Linked DNA regions of Homo sapiens: all the other regions are linked to region 2. A link is a loop called in an ENCODE intact Hi-C map of the cell type or tissue named here. Cell type or tissue: ascending aorta. All regions are shown on one strand.

Region 1 (2,500 bases), 53 kb before region 2:
GCCCGGTTCCGCGGCTCCCTCTTCCCAACTCCGCTTGGGCGCAAAGTTTACTCCGAAGCTGCGGCGCCGCACAGAGGGAGCTGTGTGCACCCTGCTCTGCCTCCCCGATCGCAGCGTCCAGCTCCCATCCAGCAATGCTGGGGCCCGACAGGAGGGCGCTGCCCCGTAGAACTCGGCTGCAGGACGCAGCCCCCGCCCTCAGCCAGCGCCCGGAGCCGACCCGAGCCGGCGTGGCGCAGCGCCCGAGCCGCGTTGGCCTCAGGCGCCAGGAGGCAGAACAGTCTCGCCGCCCGCCCCCAACCTAGGACCACCAACCTTCCTATCTACCAAGCCCTAGACTCTTAAGTCCCAGACCAGCCTCACCTTACCTGAAAACTCGGTGCTGCCGGTGGGTGCGTGCGGGTGTCTCGGTGAGCGTGCGGGTGCGCGAGAGTGTGCGCCCTGCGTGCGCTACATGCCCCTGAGCAGCGCGGGAGGAGAGTCCTAGAGATTGTGCCGCCCGGAAACCTCCCGACCTGCAAGCGAGAAAATTGGGAGGCCCGCGGAGGGCGCGAGAGTGCGGACGGACCTGGGCGCCCGACTCAACCGCCGTGGGCTGCTGCGCTTGGCCGCTGCCGCGTCCTGGCTCCTTGGTTCCACGCTCTGGCAGCTTCCCGGCTGGACACGTGGGTTTTACGACAGCACAAAATAGAGTGAGTGTGTGTGTGTGTGTGTGTGTGTGTGTGTGTGTGTGTGTGTGTGTGTGTGTGTGTGTGTGTGTGAGAGAGAGAGAGAGAGAGAGAGAGAGAGAGAGAGAGAGAGAGAGAGAGAACGGAGGGGGGAGGGGAGGCAGGCCAGAAGAAGGGGAGGGGAGAGGGAAGAAGGAAGTTCTAATTCGGCCCGACCCACATCGCCAGAGCGCCTTTCCCGCACAAACTCCTCCGCCCTCCCATCCCCTGTTTTTTTGGCGTGACGTCTGCCGCTAGCCTGTTGTCTCTTTCTGCCCATGATATGTCTTTTCTGGGTCCCAGCTCAGTGCCCTGATCTTGAAAGCAGTGGAAATGCGGCAACGGGAATGCATCTCCGCACACGCTGTGGTGTCCGCGCTGGAGCAAGCCCGCGCCGCCAGGACCGGGTTTGCGCTTTTGCCCGGCTCAGTTTTTCCTGAAGTGCTTCTGGGTGCCAGAGTCCACTCGCCCGCCACGCAACCTCTAACATAAATCCTCCGGGGAGAAAAGTTGGGGGCGGAGCGGGACGGGTTGCGCGCTGCAGTGAAACCCTCTGTCTGCAGCCCAGGAGGGAGGCTTGTCGGTGCAGGGAGGCGTAGGACCGAGGGTCCTGAGACCGAGAGCAGCTGGTCCTGGAGGGACTCAAGCTTGGCCGTGGGGCTGGGAGGCGGCTGCAATGGAGTCTGCACTCCACCCAGCGCTCTGCTGACCCCTTCTCGGGTTGTCTTCTGGAGGGCTCTTTCCCTCTCCTTCTTGGGGCCCGGAGACAAGTATCCAGTGTTACGTCTGGTGGCACAACTGCTCCGGGACACGGGCGAGGCTGTTTGCGGTCAGCTGCCTGCGGCTGCCGCAGGAGGTCACGCATAGGTTTCTCTACCCAAAACCTGGTGTTAGAGGGGCAGGGTGGGAGTGCAGCCCCACCTCCACCATGTCCTCTCCCCAGACTTTGTGCCAGGGCAGCCCTTCGATGCAGTCTCGCACCCACGAAGGAGGCACTTGCCCCCCAGCTCTTCCTGGCATTTTCGGTAGTAGATGGTAGAGGGCACAGGCAGGGTGTGTGAAATTGACCGACTCAGGAGGTACTTTCCCATCGCCGGGGTTCTGGCCATACCGTAAAGAGAAGAAACGGCATTTATCTTTTTCCAAACAACCTAACTTATTTAGCACTTGCCAATCTGAGCAATTAATAGCCATTCTTTCCTGATTTCTGCTTGTTTCTTTTTCTCTTCCCACCACTCAAGTTTTCTGAACCTGGGAAACGTGCTGTTCAGACTTCATCCGGGTCTCATTCAGGATGCTTCGATGTTGGTTGGAAGAGAGTTAGACCGAAAATGTTTTGACTGGCGTCGTTATGACAAGGTCATCCGTCATTGTTGGATAGATTGATAGCACCCAAGTTTAAGGCAGACACCACGAGGGAAAGCCCACGGCGCTGTGGTCCCGGAGGCTAACCAGGCAGTGTCCGCAGACCTCCAGCAACTCCATCGGGAGGAGAGGATGAAGTTCCAGGCCCGTTTCAATTAATCTGCTCGCAGAACTGCCGAAGAGTGGCTTGTCGGGCCACGGGAGAAGAAACAAATGCTCTTTCTCACACTCTCCTGGTTCATTGCTGAGAAACCAGGACACTCCTCTGTTCCCTGGGAGAGACAGTGAACTCCAGGGATGGAAGTCCGGACTCCGGCGGCGGTCCCGTCATTTGCCTTCTTGTTTCTGCCCAAACCCAGCTAGTTCCAAGCGCTTGGTCCCCAAGACTGGAAGTCCCCAAGAACCTACCTCTACCTGTCCCAACCCTG
Region 2 (2,500 bases):
CGGCGGTCGAGCCCTGGCTGCGCCCTGTGGGCGCGCTCCTCCGAATCCCAAGTTCGGGTCGCGAGTCTGAACTTGGGAGGAACGCGCCCCGGGTCCCCGCCCTTCCCGGACTGCCCGATCCCCATCCCCCGCAACCGGGAGCGCGCAGGCGCAGCCGGCCGGCAGTCCCGTCAGCTGTCCCAGAGCCTGTGTCGCGCCCGTGCCGGTAGCGCCCGTGCCGGTAGCGCCGCTGCCACCGCTCACCATGGGCCCGGGTCCTCGGCTGCTGCTACCTCTCGTGCTTTGCGTGGGGCTCGGCGCACTTGTGTTTTCTTCGGGGGCCGAGGGCTTCCGCAAGCGAGGCCCCTCGGTGACGGCCAAGGTGACCGAGAGCGGCGGGCTGCAACTTCCCCTGTTGCGGGCGGGGCCCTGGGGGCGCTTTGGATACTGGGACCTCGGTGTCAGGGCGGGCGAGGTGGAGGCTTCCCGGGCGCAGGGGGACTGGAGGCGGCCGCGGGACTGGGTGGGAGGGGGCTGCTCGCGTGCTGGGAGGCCGGCGCTCCGGGGGAGACCCTGGGGGAGCTGGGCTGAGGCCAGCCTACCTCCGCCGCAGTCTGCTTGGACTTCTTGTCCCGGGTCGGTAGTCCGAGGTGACCAGCCTGGGGGTAGGAGAGGCTTCCGGAACCGGCGGGCCCGTTCTCCAGGAAAGAGACTGCCCAAGTACTTCCTTCAGCGTGGCCTGGGCTCGGGAGCAGAACGAGAGGAATGCGGGGAGGGGGGCGGGACCCGCACAGGAGAGGCGCTCGGAGCCCAGGGCTTGCAGCCGCCCGCCCGCTGCGTGGTCTCCACGCTGGCCGCGGTGGCTTCAGGCAGGCATTAAAGCGCCTGGTTCAGATGAGAGACTACCCTCCGCCTCTTTTGGGGAACCGTCGTCCTTCCCGGGAAGGGGAGGTGCGCCTTCAACTTCGGCGGGCGGGCGGCCCCTGCTGTGGGCTACGCGAGGCCGGGCGAAGGCGGCACCTGTAGACCTGGGGCAGCCTCCACTGCGGGGAAAGGGGGCGGGGGGCTGCCAGAAAGTGCGTCTTTAAGGCTTCCTCGTACTTAACTCCGCTTCAGTTCTTTTTTCAGCGTATTTAACCAAGGGTAGACGATAATGGGAGAATGCAGGGAGAGGGAGGGGATAATTTGGTGCCCATGATCACCACTTCTAGAAAACCCACTGGCAATAGTGTCTTCGAAGCTGAAGCTGGAGGGGGCGGGCTGCAGCTGAAAGTGGTCTTCATCAGTCTGGGGTTTGTCAATGGAAACGATACTAATCAACGAGTAGAATGCTTACATCCTCGACCGCAGACGCCACCTGAGGACGGGGAGGACTAGGGGGTGGGGAGGAGGAGGTCCAGCTCAGCATCTGATGTCGCAGAAAGGCCGTGCCACGTTGTGGGCGGGGCTGATAAACAGCCTGATGGTTTCGAGAAGCTCTGATCTTACTCCCAGCCTCTTGATCTTGTAGGCATGTCTAACTTTGGGAAATGGTTTGTGCAAGGCCACAGAGCTGAACGGGGTCTCTTGGGATAAAGCCATAAACATAAAATTCGCACAATTATGAAATGTTGGAGGAAATAAACTGTAATATACTTTGGGTGACATTTAAAAATAGCTGAAAAATGAGAAAAACCAGCGCAGAGAAGACTAAGGAGGCAAAGGGAACTGCATATGCATAGGTCCTCAAACAGGAAAGCCCTCCCTGCATTCAGAGGATGTGGAGAGGACGGAATGGCTTCAGCACAGAATGAGAGGTGACTTGAGATGAGGTTGGAGGGGTGAGCAGCAGCGGAATCACACAGGGCCTTAGAGGCTGCAGGTAGGCATGCGGGTATTGAGGCAATTCTTAAAATTTGAAGTGTTATTCTGCAGTCAGAGCCACTGAAGGGTTTTAAGCATAAGAATGGCATGATCTCAATATATACTCGAGAAATTTATGTGGTCACTCAGTGGAGAGTGAAATGGGAGGTCATTCAGGGCACCATGCCAGAGTCCAGATGGTGGCTTGGATTAGGGTGGTAATCATTGAAATGGGGAGCAAGGGAAGGACTTGAAATAGATTTTGGAGATATAACTAACAGGAGTTGCTGACGGTTTAGAAAGGGGGCGAGGGAGAGGGAATAGGATTGCCAAATAAAATACAGGATGCCCAGTTAGATGTGAATATCAGATTAACAATGAATAAATGTTTTTAGTGTAAGTACGTCCCCTGCAATATTTGGGAACAGGTTTCACCTGGGAAACTTCTTAAACTTACTGATGCAGTGACCCACCCCAGAGCAAGTCAATCACAATCTGTATGGGTGGGGCTCAGTATCCTATCTTTTAGAAGCTTTTGGTGATTCTGATGTGCAGGCAGTGTGGGCGGGGAACCACTGGAAGATGGAGCCAAGAGAGGAGGAAGCTGGTGGCTGCAGGAGGGGAAGGGTTTGAGCATCCTAAACCCTTGTCTGTGACACTGTCACTGAGGGAGAGTTTG
Region 3 (2,500 bases), 330 kb before region 2:
TTACTTAAATTGTATGTTTGTAAATATAAAAGTTAAGTAAATAATGAGATACCATTGAAAGGTTTTAAGTAGGAGAGTAACTTGATCTTTACATTAAGGAAAAAAATTATTCATCTAGTGTGTAGAAAATATGTGTTAGAGGACAAGACCTGTCTCTTCGGCTTATGACCCATATATTCAACTGCCTACCCAACATCTTTTCTTGAATGCCTTAGAACAGTAGTTCTCAAACTTTTTTGACTCAGGGTCCCTTTATTGATAATCACTGTATTAGAAATGGGAAAAAAAAACCTAGGTAACATTTTTATGAAAAATAACCATTTTCTAAAACAAAAAATTGAGAAGAGTAACATTGTTTTACTATTTTACAAATCTCTTTAGTGTCTGGATAATAGACATCTGAATTCTTGTATCTGATTTTGAATTCACTCTGTTGTGATATTATACATCATGTAGCCTCTGGAAAACTCCAGTGTACATTTATAGAAGCATGAAAGTGGAAAAGACAAATAATCTTTTGATATTATGGAAATAGTGTCCATCTCCTGGACCCTTGGAAGTCAGTCTTCAAGATATCCCAGAATGTCCAAAACTAAACTCAGCCATCTCCCTGAAATATATTTTTCATGTAGTGTTTCTGAACTCAGTAAATGTTTCTGTAGCGTGTTAACTGCCAAGCTATCTTGGGGTACTCTTATCCCCACATTGCTTTAATTGCAAGTCTTAATTGATTCTTTTTCTTACATATTTGGTCAGTTTCTTCATTTTTCTACCAGTGAACTTGAATCCAGCTGGACATTTCCCATTTCTCTTTTGATAAAACCAAGTAGTAAAGTATTTCTGCGTTTATAAATATGAATTCTGTAGTGCCTACCAGAAATATTTGAAGCACTCATTGGATAATGTCACATGGATTCTCCCAAGTTCTATTATGTGGGTGTCTAAGAGTACTTCCATTTTACCCTGGGGAAATTTAAAGACCAGAAATCAAAATTGTAACAGAGGTGTTATCTTATTCATCCCTGAATACAGACTGGTTGACTAGGTAATATCCACAATAAAAATAAATTTTAAATGACTTTTAAAATTTCTTCCAACTATGCTTTTATCAGAAGGATAGAAATCATTAAACATATTAAAAGTATAAGCAGTACTGTGAGTTTGCCTTGAGAGAGAAAAGTACATAATTTAATTGCCTCTATTTTAGACTTAATACATTCATCCAGCATGTTTAAGTGCCTAGTGAAAAGAGGCTTTTCAGCTCTTCTGAAAATTCTTTGTAAATCTTTTTGGAGCCAGAAGAGGGCAGAATCTTATTTCTTAAAATAGTGACAAAGAGATAAATGCACAAAAAGAAAGACCCAAGTTAAAAAGTATCTGATTTAATTTGTAAGCTCTGGTTATGTCTGATTGAGAGTTTTGTTTCTTTTCTCATTACGTATTCTTTTCAGTGTAATATGCATATTCCCATTTTTTTACTGAAATTGTCTAAAAATAAGTTAACATAAACATATAGTTTTAGCAACTGTAATTGTTGATTCTTTTTACAGGTTGCATATCCCTTATCCAAAATGCTTGGGATCAGAGGTGTTTCCACTTTTAGATTTTTTGGATTTTGGGATGTTTGCATTGTATTTACCTGTTCAGCATCCAATTTTAGATTTTTTGGATTTTGGGATGTTTGCATTGTATTTACCTGTTCAGCATCGCTGTTCGGAAAATCTGAAGTCTGAGATGCATTTCTTATGTGTCATGTCAGTGCTGAAAAGGTATTGGATTTTGGAACACTTTGGATTTTGGATTTTTGGATTAGGGATATATATACATACATACATATATATATAAATATAGCTTCAATAATTGGGACTTTAAAAAATGAAATATTGAAGGCATGTAATTTAGTAGGGCCTACATAGGTGGAAAAGACTGAAGATATATTGAAAGAACATAAATATTTTTAATTAAGCTAAAATTTATGTATGTAAGAATATTTGGTGAGTATCTACTATATGCCACCCCTGACTTGGGGCAAATGGGAAAGATAAGAGAAAAATCAGAGACAGGAAGAGAAAAAGTACATTATCCCTTTGAGACTTCCTTTTGAGACTTCACTTAAAGAGTTCGTAAAGTAATTGGGAGATTACTCAGAGAGCAGTAAATGACCTTGAATAATCAAACACCAAGGAATGTGATAGAAACCATTTGGCGTTCGGAATCTAGTAGTTGTAAGACAGCTTCATGTAGAGGTAGAGTCTGAGCTGAGCCTTAAGATTTAGGTAAGCAGAGGAAAAAGAATTGGCAGCCTCAGGAAGTAAATTGGGCAAGGAGTAGGGAAGGCACAGGGGACACAAACCTGGTTGGAGTAGGTTTCCTGTTGAGGAAAGCAGGTTGAGCGGGTAGGACAGATACTGTATTTTGGAATGCTTTCAATCCTAGGTGGAGTAGTTTAGGTTTAATGCTGTAGATAAATAGTAGCTACTATAGATTTATTTAATAGTGG

Evidence for each region. Hi-C counts contacts between places; a loop is a spot of excess contacts. Peaks named below come from ENCODE experiments on the same cell type or tissue, not always from the same donor. Only the 100,000 strongest peaks of a DNase experiment are listed, where the experiment ranks them.
Region 1: it touches region 2 in a loop (7-fold over the local background); 23 of 110 quality-filtered maps call a loop at or near these places.
Region 3: it touches region 2 in a loop (3.0-fold over the local background); 10 of 110 quality-filtered maps call a loop at or near these places.

The regions. Positions count from the first base shown.
Region 1 is chr5:123,087,388-123,089,887 of GRCh38, reverse strand. PRDM6 (PR/SET domain 6) reads right to left here and starts at 647. Exons shown (of 8, transcript NM_001136239.4): 1 at 369-647. PRDM6-AS1 (PRDM6 antisense RNA 1) reads left to right here. Exons shown (of 2, transcript NR_146771.1): 2 at 1,949-2,500. RefSeq lists enhancers at 908-1,452, 1,453-1,997. In ascending aorta, no CTCF peak of the experiment used is centred here; DNase peaks (open chromatin) are centred at 597, 1,057, 1,207 and 1,507; H3K4me3 peaks cover 2,414 bases; H3K27ac peaks cover 2,500 bases.
Region 2 is chr5:123,034,370-123,036,869 of GRCh38, reverse strand. PPIC (peptidylprolyl isomerase C) reads left to right here and starts at 145. Exons shown (of 5, transcript NM_000943.5): 1 at 145-361. The coding sequence starts at 245. It overlaps PPIC-AS1 (PPIC antisense RNA 1), which reads right to left and starts at 948. Exons shown (of 2, transcript XR_001742868.2): 1 at 582-948. RefSeq lists a silencer at 1,277-1,449. In ascending aorta, a CTCF peak has its summit at 946; DNase peaks (open chromatin) are centred at 139, 729 and 1,379; H3K4me3 peaks cover 1,990 bases; H3K27ac peaks cover 2,000 bases.
Region 3 is chr5:123,366,751-123,369,250 of GRCh38, reverse strand. All of the region lies in intron 17 of CEP120 (centrosomal protein 120), which reads left to right. Among named protein-coding and RNA genes, the nearest start is that of CEP120, 55 kb to the left of the region's middle. In ascending aorta, a CTCF peak has its summit at 1,270 (motif pointing right); no DNase peak of the experiment used is centred here; H3K27ac peaks cover 194 bases.